Linked DNA regions of Mus musculus: region 1 is linked to region 2. Evidence: chromatin loops called from intact Hi-C (ENCODE). Cell type or tissue: heart. All regions are shown on one strand. Each heading gives the region's core, and the rest is flanking DNA. Links, peaks and the distances in the headings are about the cores only.

Evidence for each region. Hi-C counts contacts between places; a loop is a spot of excess contacts. Peaks named below come from ENCODE experiments on the same cell type or tissue, not always from the same donor. Only the 100,000 strongest peaks of a DNase experiment are listed, where the experiment ranks them.
Region 1: a loop joins it to region 2, with 2.2 times the contacts of the local background. A loop is called at or near these places in 4 of 42 quality-filtered maps.

Annotation. Positions count from the first base shown.
Region 1 is chr8:61,753,266-61,761,600 of GRCm38, reverse strand. The region is part of intron 2 of Palld (palladin, cytoskeletal associated protein); the gene reads left to right. Among named protein-coding and RNA genes, the nearest start is that of Gm51576, 72 kb to the right of the region's middle. In heart, for the core only: CTCF peaks have their summits at 1,542 and 3,851 (motif pointing right); no DNase peak of the experiment used is centred there; H3K4me3 peaks cover 2,776 bases; H3K27ac peaks cover 2,406 bases.
Region 2 is chr8:61,535,773-61,544,107 of GRCm38, reverse strand. Palld (palladin, cytoskeletal associated protein) reads left to right here. Exons shown (of 22, transcript NM_001293772.2): 12 at 5,285-5,420; 13 at 8,324-8,335. Among named protein-coding and RNA genes, the nearest start is that of Cbr4, 52 kb to the right of the region's middle. In heart, for the core only: no CTCF peak of the experiment used is centred there; DNase peaks (open chromatin) are centred at 4,097 and 6,447.

The DNA of each region.
Region 1 (8,335 bases), core at 107-8,106, 220 kb before region 2:
ATTATTCTTCTTAGGGTGACCACATGCCAAGAACCTTTTGTTTTAGCCTGTGCCTTTAATTAACACAGTGCCTTTCTGATTAGCAGAGGAAAGGGGCTTCTAACCACCCCTTCTGGAGAGGAGGAAGAAGCCAGTGAAACTCCAGAGTTCGCTGATCCCCTTGCTACATTTTGGAGAAGCAACGTTTGTCTCTTACTCAGCGATCCCAGGAAAAGTCTCTAGTTCGAGCCTAGAGACAAAAAAATAGAAAGACCACAAGAAGAGACTGAACTTGCCAAACCCAGAATATCTTCCCATTGAAAAGCAACCTCAGCCTTATTAACTTGACAATGATTCCCAAAGGAAGGGGAAATTTTAATAAGGAAGGGGAAAAAAACAGTATTTCATGAGCCATCACTTCCTTAGGATAATAAATGTGAACTAGAGATGGACCGCACTCTTTCCACATGTTTACTTCCAAACATGTCTCTTGCTGTCTCTGGTTGGACCTCTCAGGATGACTATTTTTGGAGCACATGTTCTGATAAGTCTTCTAATTGACTTCAAGAATCTGTCATGCCTTTGATATTTTATGGACTCTAGTTGAATTAATAACTTTATTAGTCCCTCATGAGTTTCTTCTTCAAATTTCTAAATCCAAACCTGGATGGCTGTGTCTTGGGCAGGCTGATTCTGGGATGGGAAGATTGGGAACACAGTATGTGGTGAGGTCAGCTCCTCCCGTGTGTTAAATCTAGTCTGCCAGGGAGATGCTGGCTGGCAAGTAGTGGGGTTTTCTTAAGTGGTTGGTGTGGATTTTCCTATTGTTTCTCAGTTATATCCATCCTTGTAGTGCCTGAGTTGCTGTGACCTGATGCAATGAGGAAGAACTGCAGGAGAAGCCAGCCAGGGAACATGCTCACTCTCAGTGAATCGCAGCTTGGATGCTGAGGGACAGCCTTGATTAATGGCAGACTTGTTCAACATCAAAAAAAAAAAAAAAAAAAAAAAAAAAAAAAAAAAGGAACAAAAACCAGATTTATTCTCCACATTCTCTTTCCTAAGGGTTCCCTGTGTGACATGGGGTTAATGTATAGACTTGCGAGAGAGATTTCATTTAGACAGAGGGACACACACGGGATCGTGGAAAGACACCCTCTCATGGAAGTGGATATAAGGCAGGTGAAGATGGGAGTCCCTGTCGCCTAGTTACCAAGGCCCCAGGTGTGCAGAGAGGCTGTCTTTGTGAAATGAGTAGAGAGGTGTCTAGGAAAGGCTTTAAGCTGAAGCTGGCCTGGTGGCTTGCTTTGGAACTTGCTTGTGGCTGGGACTACCTTGTCACTTCAGTGGTGTGTAATTGTGATTTGCCCACCCCGGTCCAAACAAAAGCCTTCGGACGTGTAAGCAGGACAGTAGAGAGGGGCGTTATTTCTGGACATTAGCAACATTCCTGCCCAGGACACACCCTCGCCCTCTCCCCCTCCCCAGCAGCCCCAGATCCTTTTCTACCTCTCTCTCTCTTCCTCTCGCTCACTCGCACACACTCGGCGCACACGCGCCCCTCTGCAGACGCGGTGCACTCGCGCGGCTGCAGTCCAGCTGCCTGGCTCCGGTGACGGGACCGGGACCCACGTCCTCCTCTCCACCGTAGGCTGCCGGGAGCCCTGCGCAAGGCGGCTCTGCTGCCTGTGCATTTTCCCGCACCCGCAATCTCGAGCCTAAAAAGTTGCACTCGGACAGCTGGCGGGATCCGAAAGAGCCCAGAAGAGCTTCTTCGGCGGGGTGTACAGAGCGTATTTGGTGCCCAGTTGGTAAGTGGTGTAAGTGGCCGCGTTCTACAGATGCAGAGCCCGTGGTGCTACGCATGGCCCTCCGGATCCCTCCAAACCCCTTAAGGGGCTCGGGCAGAGGGTCCTATTCGCCAGACTTCTCCGTTGTTAGGGTTGGGTGGGGGAGGGGAGAAGGGCGTGAGGTTACATCTCTGCCCTCTTTGTCCACCCCATCCCCATTTTTAAAAACGCTACTTTCTTACTCTGCACACCCCTGGAGCACTTTGGGTTGGATTTTCGTCTAGTTTGTCATCCGCTCCATCCCTGGCTGAATTGGAAGGAAACTTTGACAACGAAAGCCCCTTCTGACAGGCTGAGCTACTCAGCGAGCTGAATGAGTTCTAGCTGGAAACACTTTATCTCAGGGAAAGTTTGAGATTGCCTTTTTTTTTTTTCCTCTTGAAAAATCTGGGTGGTTTTTACTCCCCCCACCCACCCACCCCCAACCCCCACCGCTCTCCTTCAATCTCCTAAAAGTTGTTTGTTTTCTTGGATCTCACTCGATTGCAGTCCTTTGTCTAGCAGAATCTAAAGCTACTTTCTCAGCTCCCTTTCTCTCTTGGAAGCCCTTTGGACGGAGTCCCTCTCTCATTAGTTAGCATGCAGTTGGCTGTGGTTCTAGGGAACAAGTGGCCGGCAGAATACAATAGGGAGGAATACATTCCTGATGACTCCTCTACCATGGAAAGACTGAGAACAGAAAAGCTGGCCTTCCCCCATTCCTACTACTCGTTATGCTTTTACAAGTATTGGGGGGCGGGGGGGGGGATTCTGGAAAAGATCGCTTCTAGAAGCAACCAGCATTTCTTTTAGCGAAATGCAGATTCCTACAATCTACTTCTATCAAAAGCCCAGATACAGAGCCTGGCACCTGACAAGCCAGATGGGATTCTGAGGTCACCTCTGCTAGTGGTAGGCTACTGATAAAGGGCAAGAGTGGAGTGTGGTGCCCAAAAGGCCTGACAGAGGACCATGTGAGAAAGGGACAGTTCTCCAAAGATAGCTTTTTTTTTTTTTTTTTTTAATATTCTGATGATATCATTATCATTGACAGAATCATCGGGATACTGGAATGTAGCTTGCCATCCTAGCAAGGCACATTGAATTCCTAACCACAGGATGAAAACAGACTTTCAGTAACCCTTTTTAACACTTCTAAGTAGACTCAGCAAAATGCGTGTTTATTTCTGTTGCTGATAAATCCATGGGAAATCTCTTCTGACCCCAGCAATTAAATAAATAAATTTTAAAAGTCCTAGTTTATAACTGCTGGAATAATGGCTGAAAGATTATTTTCAGTAACCCAGAATCTTGCCTTTCTCCCTGCCATTGTTTTAGAAATTACAGAAAGATATGACCAGCATGCATTTGGGCTGCCCCCACCCCCCAACCAGCTGAAATGAGCAGTTATCCTTAGGTTATCTGATGAAAAGATTGCTGCTGCACGCACTACCAGGATGTAAAATACTATGTCTCAGAGAAGATTATAGCTGGTAGACACACACGTCTATAGTTGCTATGCTTCTTTGTCCTGGTCCCTTAAGGAACAAGACCTACCTTCAACATGACAGTGTTTGTTTGCAGTTTGTCTGTTTGTTTCTTGATTTTTCTGGGTCCTTTGCCCCTCCCACTACAAATCTACCTTGACTAGAGTTGGCAGTGATGATTCTGTAGGGCTAAAATTAGAAAGTTCTCGGGGGGCCATTTAAACATATCCTTCTTGTCTCCTAGAAGTTCTGCAGAGCCTCCTTGAAAATGCTCACTTTAGCAACAGCTGTAAAACAGTAAAACGATAGCTAGGTACACTAAAATAGCACTTTTATTTGGAACATGTTTCCCTCTCAAGCCTTAATCATACTTAGCCAGTGTATGTTAAACTTTGTTTCCCAGAGGTGCCTACAGGCTCGCTCGCTCATGCATTCACCATCCCTCCAAAGACTGTATACTTAACGCTTTGAAAGCTCCTTTAAATAAATAAATAAAAATAAGCAAAGATCCAGTTGCACTTGCAGCACACACGGCCGGCTCTTCTGATGTGACAGCAGATGGCAGTCGCAAGAGCTTTATTTGTGCCTGGGACAGCTTAGCTAAGTGTCTCGTAAATTAATCATGAATTGAATAATTGATTTCTCACACCTTGGGCTGTTCTTAACTCCTCAGTTATACATTTAAAGACAGGTTACTACAAAGCTCTGGGTCCCTTAGAATTCTCGTCAAGGGCTATTGAGCATTTGCTACAGTTGGGTCCACTCTACTCCTCACGTGCTCATTAAGACACCTGGACATAGAACTTCAGGCTCTCCTGGCTGTCCCATTTCCAGGACAGCCTCAGTGAGTGACCTCCCATTCGTTGGTCAGCCCTGAAGTTGGCGGTGCTGATGGACACAATGAGTTTCTGTGAATGTAATTAAACCTGCCTCTGCCAGTCTGCCTGTGGTATTTGTGAATGTTTTCATAAGGAAAACTGTTCTTGGGCTCCATCTGCCCTCTGTGGTTTGTGTCATATTGCGTTTGCTGTTCTGCAACCCTTGCAGTTTTGTGTGAGTGTGTGTGTGTGTGTGTGTGTGTGTGTGTGTGTGTGTTTCTGGAATGATTGCGCTATGATGTCATGTGCTATCTCAGTGTAGAACGTTTAAGGCTCTTGCTGAGGTCCATACGCCTGGGGGGTAGGGGCTAGGGTGGGTGGGGGTGGGAGCTCCCTCAGAGCGCACTTGGTAGCTACTCCCCGACTCCCTGTCTGCTCCAGCACATTCCATTGCCTGGAGACCAAAGCCACCAAATGATTTGCGGTCAGAGTGATTTGAGGCTGGTTAGAGATGATTTAAAAGGAAGGTTATGGGCACATGAAGTGTAGGGTAAGAAAATATATTTTACTACTTTGGAGACCACATGGCTCCAACTTCAACTTCTTTTTTAACATAGAAATTGTTGCCTGAACTGGCTCAAGGTGGCCCCTCCCCCACCTCAGGTTTTTTTTTTCTTTTTTTCTTTTTTTCTGGCTCATGGCAAAAGGCAATATTCCCTATTGATTGTAAGCTTGACCTTCCCCTTATTTCTGGAAATTGTTAAACTTTTTCATGCTCAAAAGGACAGGGGAACGTGAATCTGCTGGCTGCACTCGTTGGCTCATTGTTAAAGAAGCAGTCCCACTCTTCCCAATATATGGAAGAAGGATCTCCAATACTAAGTCTGGAGGAGAATCAGTTACACAAGAAGCAAAGGCAGGTTGAACAGAAGGTCACAGAATGTCTTTGTGGAGGTACATGTTACTTGATAAGTGGAAGAAATGATTTGGGTCAGCCTCCTGAGGATTCAGTATACCCTGTGATTAATAGTGGAGCCAAACGAAACATGTAATCTTTCCTAATTCACAAATAATGGTGAATGAGCTCAGAGACCAGTGACCTCTTCTCATTAGTGGTCCTTGGAAACACATAACCTTGGACCCATGTTTCATTTGTGAGATCAATCTACCACCCCCTTCTAAGCAAGCTATCGCAGATTGGTGCTGTCAACCAGCTATCACCACCGAGCAAGTTCCCAAATCTCTCTCCAGTATGAATGCCTGGTATTACTTCATTCTGCTGGTTACATCCATTCTGTTTTAATCCAAAGTATGTGCTCGAACCTGGTAGTCCACTCAGTGCTAATCAGAAGACAGCGCTCATGTTCCGGCTTGATGTTATGAATCTGGTTGAAGAAGCTAAGCTACCTAGAAAGCTCACTTGGGAACTCAACCCATCGGCTGGCCATCATGAGCTTGGCATCTGAGAGCCATCACTACAAGATAATGGAAGGCTGCTTGAGATGTCTCTAACAACTTGGTGCTCTGCAGTCTGGCTAAGCCAATCTGGAGTCCTACAGTTGGGGCCTATGTGCAGTAAGCAGCTTAAAAGAAAGCACATGGAGATCGGATTAGCATGATGGCTTATGGGAAAAACATTGAGGAGACATACTGGATGATGAGAATTAAGTGACACTGGAACTGAAGATGCTGATTCTGTTTGCCACCAAGTAACCTTGGACAGATTACATTAAAATTTTAACATAGGGGGCAGGTTTGAACTATGTTTTATCCTGTTCTTAGATGTAGTGTCCTTAGGCTGACACTAGACAGCAAACAGAGAAGGTGGCGTTATCTCTACTGTACAGTTGTGGAAACTGGAGTAAGGTACGGGGGTTATTGATGTTTTCAAGGTCACACAGCAAGTCACTGTTGGTATTTGGTCTCAAACTCAGACCTCTGTAAACGTCAAGTCCCATATTCTTTCCACTGTAGCAGGCAGCCCCCCACAACTCTTGACCTCTACAGACCTCACTCTCCTCATTTGCAGAAATGAGACATTTGGCTCAGAATACCAGTAGACCAGTCCAAGTTAAAATTCTGTGTCTGATGAATCACTGGCTGGAAAGGACTTTAAGAAATCACTTAGTCATATTCCTCACTTCCAGCAGGCCTCTGTCGACTATTTTGAAAGGAAAATAAAGCCCTTTTTCTTACAACCAAGTGCAGAAAGAAGCCTGGCCCAGGAGAGTGTCTAAACACAGAACACAGTGAGGAATGAGAAAAAGTGACATGCCAGTGCTCAGTGGGAACTCTGAACTCTCTGAAGTTTGGGTCTTGCCTTAGTAGAGGTGAGCATTGAGGGGCTAAGGGTGCGGCTCTGTTGTAATAAAAGTTAGGTGGGTCTTCCTCCCAGCCCCATGCTCCCAGAAATAAGACTCTGACTTAAAATATATTTACAAATATCTTGGCCATACAGCTAGGCTCTTCTCTGACTAGGTCATGATTTAAAATAACCCATTTATTCTAATCTACATTCTGCCACATAGCGGGTTACCTGTGCTCAAGCACCATGTGTCTGAACTCTGTCGCATCTTCCTGGGTGAATCTGACACACTTGGCACTATCCCAGAACCCTTTCTGCCTCTCAGGTGTTCCACCTCCTATTTCCTGCCTACGCCATAGGCATGCAGCTTTACTGTTGACGGTGCCACATGCATACAGGCATAAGATATTCTCTCTACAAGTTGGTAGAGTGCTTCCCGAACGTTCTCAAAGCCCTGGATTCAATAGCTGGCTCTGCATAAACCAGGCATGGTGTATATACCTATAATCTTAGCACTTAGGAAGTGGAGGAAGAAAGATCAGAAATTCAAGGGCATCCTTGGTTATATAAAGAATTCAAGGCAAGTCTTGGCTATATAAGACCCCATCTTAATAATAATGATAATAATAACTAACACTTTGTCAAGATCTAAAGTAAAAGAATCACTAACACACCTTATGGGTAGGAAAGAATTACAAGACAGGGAGAATTAGGAGCTTTAGAATTACTAACGGCTCCTGGAGGATATGGTGATTGAAAAAGGAATGGGAACATTTCTGTTCAAAGAGATAGAGCCCTCTTTATCTGATGGGAGGGGCAAGCAGGACACTATGCTCCACTTGTTCTTGGTTGGTTTGTACTGATGGATGTGGTGCAGAGAGAATGAGAAGGGACTTCACTTTAATACGCTGCCTCTGAGCACCTTAAAATGTCTTCCTTGTGTCCCAGCATGGCTCTCAGTAGCCAGAACCACCAGTTAGAGTCCACCCACCATGTTAGAAAATGACCAGCAACCAGACTTAATCATATCTTGCTCATCAATCTTAGCTATAATCTTCAAAACATTAATCATTTGTCCATGACCTTCCTGTTCCATTTCCAAGAAATTGATGTTATAAGCAGGACAGTGACTTTGCAGACAGATGTAAGTCACTATTACAACTCTCTGATTGGCTTAGGTAAGCACTATGTACTCTAAGCCTCACCCACTCACCTATGAAATGGGCTAACTATGCCCACATTAATGTTTGATATTCCTTAGAAATTAGTCCTGGAATAACGGTCAATGGGCTACATAAAAATTAGTTTGCATCATTAGGAAGAGTCCAGGTTCAGGCCATTTCTTAAAGCTATAAAGTCATTTATAATCTCTTCCTGTTTTGTCTCAATTCCATTCCCAACCTAAACAGAAAACAACTATCTAGCTTCAATGTTCAGTGCTTTCAAACCTTTAGGACTATGAAGAAGTGAATATCTTTCCCTACATGAACAGTGCCCCTGACACTCTTGGTTACAAGTGACAGTCCCTGGAGTGATCTCATCTATTTTGAGTCTAGACTATAACCTAGGGTCTGCTTTGTCCTTTAACTAAGATCTGTTTTCCTTAACATCTTTGCAGTCCTTTAACTAAAGCTTCATCTCAGTCAGTCTTAGTCTGGTTAGGTTGTTATAGCAAAATATCCCAGACTGGATGGCAACAGAAATTTATCATTCACAGCTGAGATGGGAACTCCATGACAAAGATTCAGGAAGACCTGATGGTGAGTGAATGAATGGTCTGCTCATAATGTGGTGTTTCTCATTATATTCGCACATAGAGGAAGGACTAAAGAGGTCCCTTGGCCTTCTTTCATAAGGGCGCTAGGAGGAAAAGCTCCTTTCTCCTAGTAATCATCTTGGAGGTGAGACTTTCAACAT
Region 2 (8,335 bases), core at 323-8,322:
AAGAAACCTAGACACGTAGTTGTGAGGTGACTAGCCCAACCCTTGACGCACTTAAGTGGTAAAAGAAAGGTTCTTGCTCTTAAACCATTACTCAGGCAGAGTTTCTTAACATCTTTAATGACTGGCACTTGTCCGTGTCCCTTCTTCCTGTGCCTGTGTTAGGTAACTCTTGCAGGGTCCTCTGAGGTCATTCAGCCACTGTCCTTTCCTGGTTCCCTTCTGTTTGAATGGCTCACAGAACATCATACGGTTTGCTCCGTAATCAATTCCCCCAACTTGATCATCAGTCGGTGTTTGTGATGAAGGCTAGGCCTGTGTGGGACTCAGTTGTCTTTGCAGTCTTGTGTAAGGCAGAGGCAAGGCTATGAAAGACAAAGCTGCTTTTCTTCATCTTTATACATGAAATGTCTAATGTGTAGGACTTCATGATGTCACCAAGGAATGCAATTGTTTACCTTACAAAGCAAATGTTTTATTTTGGGTTTTTTTTTCCCCCTAGAATTAAAAGAATTTGCACTGGTGGATTAAACTATCATGATGCGTGGCCAACGCTCTGTAAATGTTTGTAGAATTGGCTACGCTGATCTTTTGACTGTGGACTCTTATTAGAGTGAGAGTGTTCAAAACTGAGACCATGTGAGTTCCTTCAATTCTGTAAGCAAAGAAAAATGTCTTGAGACTAGGAGGAAACAAGAAATTATGTCCATTTCCTTCCACTGCTGTTTGTCTTGCTTGGTTCATTGGGGTTTTTTGAGACAGGGTCTGGATATATAGCCTAGACTGCTGTGGAATTGGTGAGCCTCCTGCCCCTGCCTCCTAAGTGCTTGAACTTCAGGCATAAGATGCCCACTACATACTACTGATAAATTGTTGTCATTATGGAATTGAGTTGTTAAAAATAATGGAGAATTGGAAAGGGTTTTTTTTTTGGGGGGGGGATGTCTTATCTTATACTATTGAAATGATAAATACTTGAAAGACAGAGACCACACAAAGATAAATGACCTCTCTGTGAAATATTCCAGAGCAGTTATCCTAAGTCAAGCACACTTGTTTGCCAAGTTCCAGGACCTGCTCTCTAGTAAAGACAGGTGTTACCTGTCCCAGACAATTGCAACAGTCTCTAAACACCAGCTCTCCGTTGCTGTCATTTAGATGGTCTCTTCTGTTCTTGACATTTGCCTTCCTACCCCTTTGGTTCTTATTTGTGCTGAGAGCACAGCTCATAGCGTAGTAGGCCCGCACCACACAGGCTCCTTCTGTCAGCAGAGACTGCTCATCCAGGGTAGTACGTCTAGGCCCTGCTGCTCGGCTGTGTAACAGCAGGAAACCACACTGCACGCACAGTCCACGTACACGCGTTTGACTGCCCTCAGTCTTGTCTTCCAAAGCTGGCTCTTCTGTTTCCCAGGCTGTGGCAAAGTCAGCACAAAGCTTTCTTCCAAAACTGTGTGATAGTTACTTAGTCCCGGGCTTGGCTTTTTACACGTCACCTGATTTCAGATGGTGTGGCTCGTGTGTTCTTGACAGAGGTGGGAAAGGAGACAAAGGTGGAAGTGAAGCTAGGTAACACATGGAGTCACTCATTACAGAAACATCTAGGTGTGTGCTGTGGTGAGCAAAAGCAGCCACGGTGGGGAAAAAACCATTTAAGAATCCAGGTCAGCAGCATGATAGACGCATGAGGGACACAAGCAAGGCGCACTACCAATGGGAGAGTTTTAGGTCCGATTTTCCTAAGCGGACATTAAGGTGAAGGCTGATGACATAACTGGAAAAAAGCCTGTGTAAGGACCCAGAAGACTATGAGTATGTCTGTTAAATGACTGCGTGAGACTGAAAACTGAATTCTAAATCATAATTCATGGGCCTCTATTGGTACCATAGGCAAGTTTGCTTCCTGTTTCAGCTTTGTCCCCTATCCTTAAATCTCAAGGTCTCTTCCCAGTGAGGAGAACAAAAGTTAAAGAAGTCACGGCTTTTGTGTTTCCCTAAACGTTAACTCTGGTGTGCAGGGGCAAATTTGACTGGACTAGATGGACCTGGAAACTAGGCTATTTCCCTCTATAAATATCAGGAGACTCAGTCACAAGCAGATGAAATGTGCGGGGTTTGCTGAGCTGCAGAACAAGGCTGGAATGAGACGGTATGTTTCTACCAGAGAAAAAAGAGAGATGTTTCTCCCTTTATGTCTCCTTTTAGAGATATGAGTACAGGAGTGTCTCCTCCCACTTCCAGTCCACACCTTTCAGTGGCCCGGGGCTGTTGCCTACATTAAAAAACTCCAGTTGTCTTAGAACTAGCATCAGGGCAGGAGATCGCCTCTCTAAGCCTTTGCATTGGGGTAGGATGTTGTCTCAGTTAGGGTTTTACTGCTGTGAACAGACACCATGACCAAGGCCAGTCTTACAAAGGACAACATTTAATTGGGTCTGACTCACCCAGAGGTTGAATCTGTTATCCTCAAAGTGGGAGCATGGCCGCATCCAGGCAGGCATGGTACAGGAGGGGCTAAGAGTTCTACATCGTCATCTGAAGGCTGCTAGCAGAATACTGGCTTCTGGGAAGCTAGGATGAGGGTCTTAAAGCCCATGCCCACAGTGACTACACCTCCTAATAGTGCCACTCCCTGGGCCAAGCATATACAAACCATGACAGAGAGTGACTCCCTAAGCATTCAGGAAAAACACCTACCAGAATCAGGAACGTTCAAGAAGGATTCAGAGAAGTGTGGACCATAGGGAAGAAAGACTGCTGGGAAGACTAGGTGCACAGTCCCCAGGATAGGTGGCATCACTGACGACCGGTGTAGGCAGTGGAGCAGTTACAAGGTCCTTGCAGTTTCTGCTTACGTGCTTCCCAGCAGGGTTAAACAGATCAATAAGAAATCAAAAGTTGGTAAGCCCGTTACTTCTTTACATGGTCAATAATGGTGTCGGTGGATGATGCTTTGATACCTTTACAGTAAGCTTTCTATTATTATTTAGAAATATCCTGCCTAACGAGATATATCCAAACAACCATTTCTTTTTCCTTTTTATTTATTTATTTACTTATTAGATATTTTCTTTATATACATTTTAAATGCTATCCCAAAAGTTCCCTATACCCTCCCTCCGCCCTGCTCCCCTACCCACCCACTCCCGCTTCTTGGCCCTGGAATTCCCCTGTACTGGGCATATAAAGTTTGCAATACCAAGGGGCCTCTCTTCCCAGTGATGGCTGACTAGGCCATCTTCTGCTACATATGCAGCTAGAGACATGAGCTCTGGGGTTAGTTCATATTGTTGTTCCAACTATAGGGTTGCAGATCCCTTCAGCTCCTTGGGTGCTTTCTCTAGCCTCTCCATTGGGGGCTCTGTGTTCCATCTTATAGATGACTGTGAGCATCCACTTCTATATTTGTCAGGCACTGGCATAGCCTCATACGAGACAGCTATAACAGGGTCCCTTCAGCAAAACCTTTCTGGCATATGCAATAGCAAACACCCATTTCTTGTACCTCTGAAATCCTTCAGCAGCTGCGAACACTAACACTCCCCGAAGCTAACCACTACCCTGAGCATCTGAGTTGAGAGTTCTCTTCTTTTATGGCTTTCCCCATGTCTATGTTTCCCCGAGTCTGTTTATCCAACCTTCACATGTCTCAGAATCACCCAGAGAAGTTATTAAATACAGACTGCTGGGCTCCAGCCCAGTTTCTGCTTCTTCTGAATCGGGTTTGGAATGATGTTGCCGATCTGTCACTAATAGCTCCTCTGGGTCATGGTGACCCCTTGGTCTGTTCACTCAGAGTGCACCAGATTTTAGCTTTTGCCTCTTTATACTTTATACGTAGTAGTACTATATGCATCCTTCTGTGACTTGCTTTCTTGCTTTTTTTTTTTTTTTTTTTTTTTTGTGAACGCCAAAATTCAACTCTGTTGAATAGGGTAGTGATGGGCTATTCATTTTCCATTTACATAGTTTTTCCTCTTTCATTGATTTCCACCCACTGAGGTAATCAGGGAAGAGGCAGAGAAATAGGAAGCAGTTTACTTAAGACACCAGCAGGGGTCCACACCTATCCAACACGCAGCATTGGTGCCCCCTGGTGCACAGTGGGGGAATTGCTGTAGCCCTTGGAAAGAAAAGTCTTGCTGCTGATACTTACAGTGTGACCTACTGCAGAAGTCCAGATTTAAGGCTTACCATCCATTGTAATGCCTGTCATAGCCCTCTTGTGTAAAATCACTCCAAAGGTCTTATAACACAGACTTGCACTAGTCAAATAGGACTCGTGGAGACAGAAGGGGATGTAACAAATGTGACTCGAGTTGAATATCCCTAATGTGAAAATCCAATTTCTGAAACCCTTTTCAAATGCACACTGTTTTGAGCATTCACATGATACTGGAAGGGAGAAATCTCCTGTGATGGGTCATGGTCAAAAGGCAGGCACACTAAGAATTCTATGTAGAATGCCCCTTATAGACATATAAAATATATAAGACACAATGAAGGATTTTCACCATTTTTAGACAAAGTATTGCATGGCCCGAGCTGGCTTTGAACTTGCTATGTAGCCAACAATGACTTTGAACTCCTACCTTCCTGACCTCCAACCTCCTAGTGCTGGGATAGCGGCAATTACAGAACACCCAGTCTTTTCCCTCTGCTGAGTATAGAACTCAGGTTTTTATGCATGCTAGGCAAGCACTCTACCGACTAGGCTACATCCCTAGATTCTGACCCCCAGATATACCTGGCAAATGATGCTACTCCTGTATTGCTTATAATGAGGCTTATAGCCTTGTCATTGGATACATTGAATTATGAAGGACCAGAAAATTTTTAAAATCATAAGAGAAATTTGTCCTTTTTAAGTCCTCTCAACATTCACACGTTGCATTCATCTTTATATATTTTTATGTGTATTTTTAAGCAACTTTAAGAAGCTTGCCCAAGATCAAGGCTGAGTCTGTTTAAGCCTCATAGGAAGACACATCAGATTTTCATTTCATGTTGCTACTCCCTAGGATTGAAACACAGGTAGTTTCTGTCTGTGGCATTTACCTAGCCACTGAATATGCTCCCCTATGGGTGTCCGAACCTTCCTCAAGACCAGGTTCCAGTTAGTGTTTCCTGAACTCCTGAAAGCACCTTCTCTTCATATGAGTAGTTGTAGATGCTTTAAAAGGATACACTATGAAGGCCATCTATCTATGCTTCGTTGAACTTGAAGGCTGACTTGGACTTGTGTGTATGCCCAGCAGTTAACTATACTTATGCCTTTGTTGTGCAGGGGGTTCCCAAAGAAGTCCAGTAGAACTGCTAGAATTGCCTCTGATGAGGAGATTCAAGGCACAAAGGATGCTGTCATCCAAGACCTGGAACGGAAGCTTCGCTTCAAGGAGGACCTTCTGAACAATGGCCAACCGGTACTGATGGATCAGGGGCTTAACTGGTACTGATGGAACAGGGGCTAGCCAAACGGTACTAATGGAACAGGAGTTTAACCAGTACTGATGGAATAGGGGCTTAACCAGTACTAATAGAACAGGGCCTTAGACTTGGAACCCCAGCCCCGCCAGCCAGATCTCCTCTGGTTCACTCAGGCTCACGTTCATAAGACTTGTCCATGAGGCTCTGTCATTATCTCTGAATTCCAGTATCCCTCTTAGTGAGTAGGAGAGACACGGAAGTACTGATGGCAGCAACTAGGGCTGACACCACAACATGATATACAGTGCTATAAAGGACCCACAGAGAGTCCATCTTAGCTAGGTGGCTCCCTGGGAGGAAATAGGAAGGTACTCTGGGATAGCTGGTACCCAGAAGCAGTGAAATGGAATGAAAGGCTTCCACCCAGGATAACCTGGGCTAGAAAACCCACTGCTACGGCTGAGTCCTGTTCTCCTTGACTGAGTAGACGCTGCTCCCACACCTTGCAGTAATGTCTGTCCCACTGTCTTGCTCCAAGTTTTACAGCAATACTACCACACTTGACAACAGAAACTACTTCTGCCTTAAGGCCGTAGGCTTTGACTGTGACCATCGATCTGATGGGAAACAGATGGTTCATCCCTACTTAAATTTTCCATAGCTGAGTTTGTTTGCTTGCTTAATCTTTTTGTATCATCTCAGAGGTTTTAAAGGGCTGGGAAAGGCCAGCAAATTAGGTATCCTAAACATAGGAGATGAGTCTTTTCTGGCTGTATCATGAAATACCAGAAAAATAAGCTTGCTTAAAATCATCTCAGATGCCGTTTCAGAACAGAAATTGCTCTAGGTTTGTGGGATTTTTTTCATGGTGATACTAGTGATTAAGGGCCCTTAATCTTAAGGCGGATGAAGCTTCTAGCAAGCTTTGTGGTGCTTGTTTCACTGGGTCCTGGGGCTCTGCAAAAGAGGGAAGTATGTGACCTCCACCTCTAACCAGTGATTGCACGCACGCTGGAAGCGTTCCCTGGTTCTGTCAACAAAAGCTGTTGGAAGATTAAAACAGATGCTTAGGGGGACTGTTTTTAGCCAGGTGAGGGCATCTCTCCAACTCCTCCCCAACACAAACCATTTTTTTATTTAAGTATTCCTTATGGATGAGGACTCTCTTGGATTAAAAGTAAAACCTGTATAAGGTACAACTCATATATGTATATATTATCTATCTGTTTAGCAATACGTAAACATTCATAGTAACTTCATTTGATAGTTTAGATCAAGAAAACTGAATTTCCTTTTTTTTTTTAAAAAGGGAATCTCGAATGAGTTGTTCATACCATCCCATAATATTCTGTTACTTATTTTGGCTTCTGTAGACAAGAGCTTGTATTTCCATATATCACAATGACATCAAATCCAAACTGGGAAGTGAGATTGGCTTCTGGGGGAAGCTAGGGCATCTTGGTGAAGGAATAGGTATGCAGTCGCTATTTCTGCCTATGCAGAACCGGTCTTCCACTGATGGTGATAAAATTCTCCACCAGAACGTAAGGAAGACTTTGTCAGAGAACAATGATAAAAGCAATAAGAGCCCATTTGAAAACTGAACTCCCTCATCTTAATAGACTTGATAAAATCACTTTGCATAGTTGTACTGGACCAAATCACTCCCTGAAGCATTGGGACACCCTCTTCTTGTCCCCTGCCATTCCTTTAGCAAATGAAATAATTTCAACCTTAGGGCTATTTGGCATTTGATCTGTTTCACTTCCCAGTTTCGGCTGGGACGAGAACCAGCAATTACTGGAAACTGTAAGTTCATCCAACATATTTTTCTGATTAGGGAATGTTGAACAGTGTTTGTGTTGACATTCAGAAGTTTTGAAGGGTCATATGAAATAATGCTTGTACTTTTATATTTTACGGATTCTACCCTCCTAATTATTCCTTATTTCTAACTGATCCCTTGTTGGAAAAGGCCCCTAAAGAGATTTGTGAACTCTCAAAGTTCCTCCAGATCCATAATTCTAGGGCACATAGGACCAACAGTCGAGTGCAAGAATTATATTAGCAGACAACAAAGCTGCTGCCATGTTCCACATAGGACTGGTCTGGCAGAATCACCGGCCAACTGCTAGAGGCAGCAACTGTGTGCTCTTCCTTCCAGTGGGCAAGCTGTGCACATCCTAACTGAGGATGCCGGATGCTGGCTTGGCACAGACTTGTCCTTCCTTACCTCAGCCGTGTGTAGTCATTCTGTGTGGATTGTGTTTGCTTCACGTTGCTTACACTGCAACCGAGGCAGTGCGCTCACGTTGATGGAGCATATCCTGTGTGTCATGTGTGGTGGTAACTGACTGGCAGGATTGTTTCTGCCCACAGCACCTGCTTTTCCTCTCAGGGCTCCTTTTGCTGCCCTTTTAAGTAGCTTTCTTTCTGTCACTGGCTGGGGCCGGCATGGATGGTCGGAAGCCTGTGACAGCCCATGAAAGAACATCTCCTTTAAGCCTTCTTCTGCTGTCTTGAGATCATCTTTTTCTTCTGTTTTGTTTTGGTTTCGATGTTTTGGGGTTTTTTTCTAAAGATAAGGAGGACACAGCTATCCTATGTGGCCTTAGCCTTGTCACTGATCATTCATATGGATCTGTGCCATATTGGGTGGTAGCTGCCAGGATCAGTTATCTCATCTCCCAATATTGGATTTAGATTACACGGAGCAGAAGCAGAGGAGAAAACAAAGCCAGGGAAAGCAACAGACTCTTTCGGATGCAGCTATGAAGCTGAAAGGAGACTAGTCACAGAAAAATGTCCAACCCTATTTTATATTTTTATTCCCTTTCCATAAGCAATGTGTGATTGTGATTCCCCCTAAGTGTGTATTTCTGTGACTTACTCTGTGCAGAGGCTAACCTAT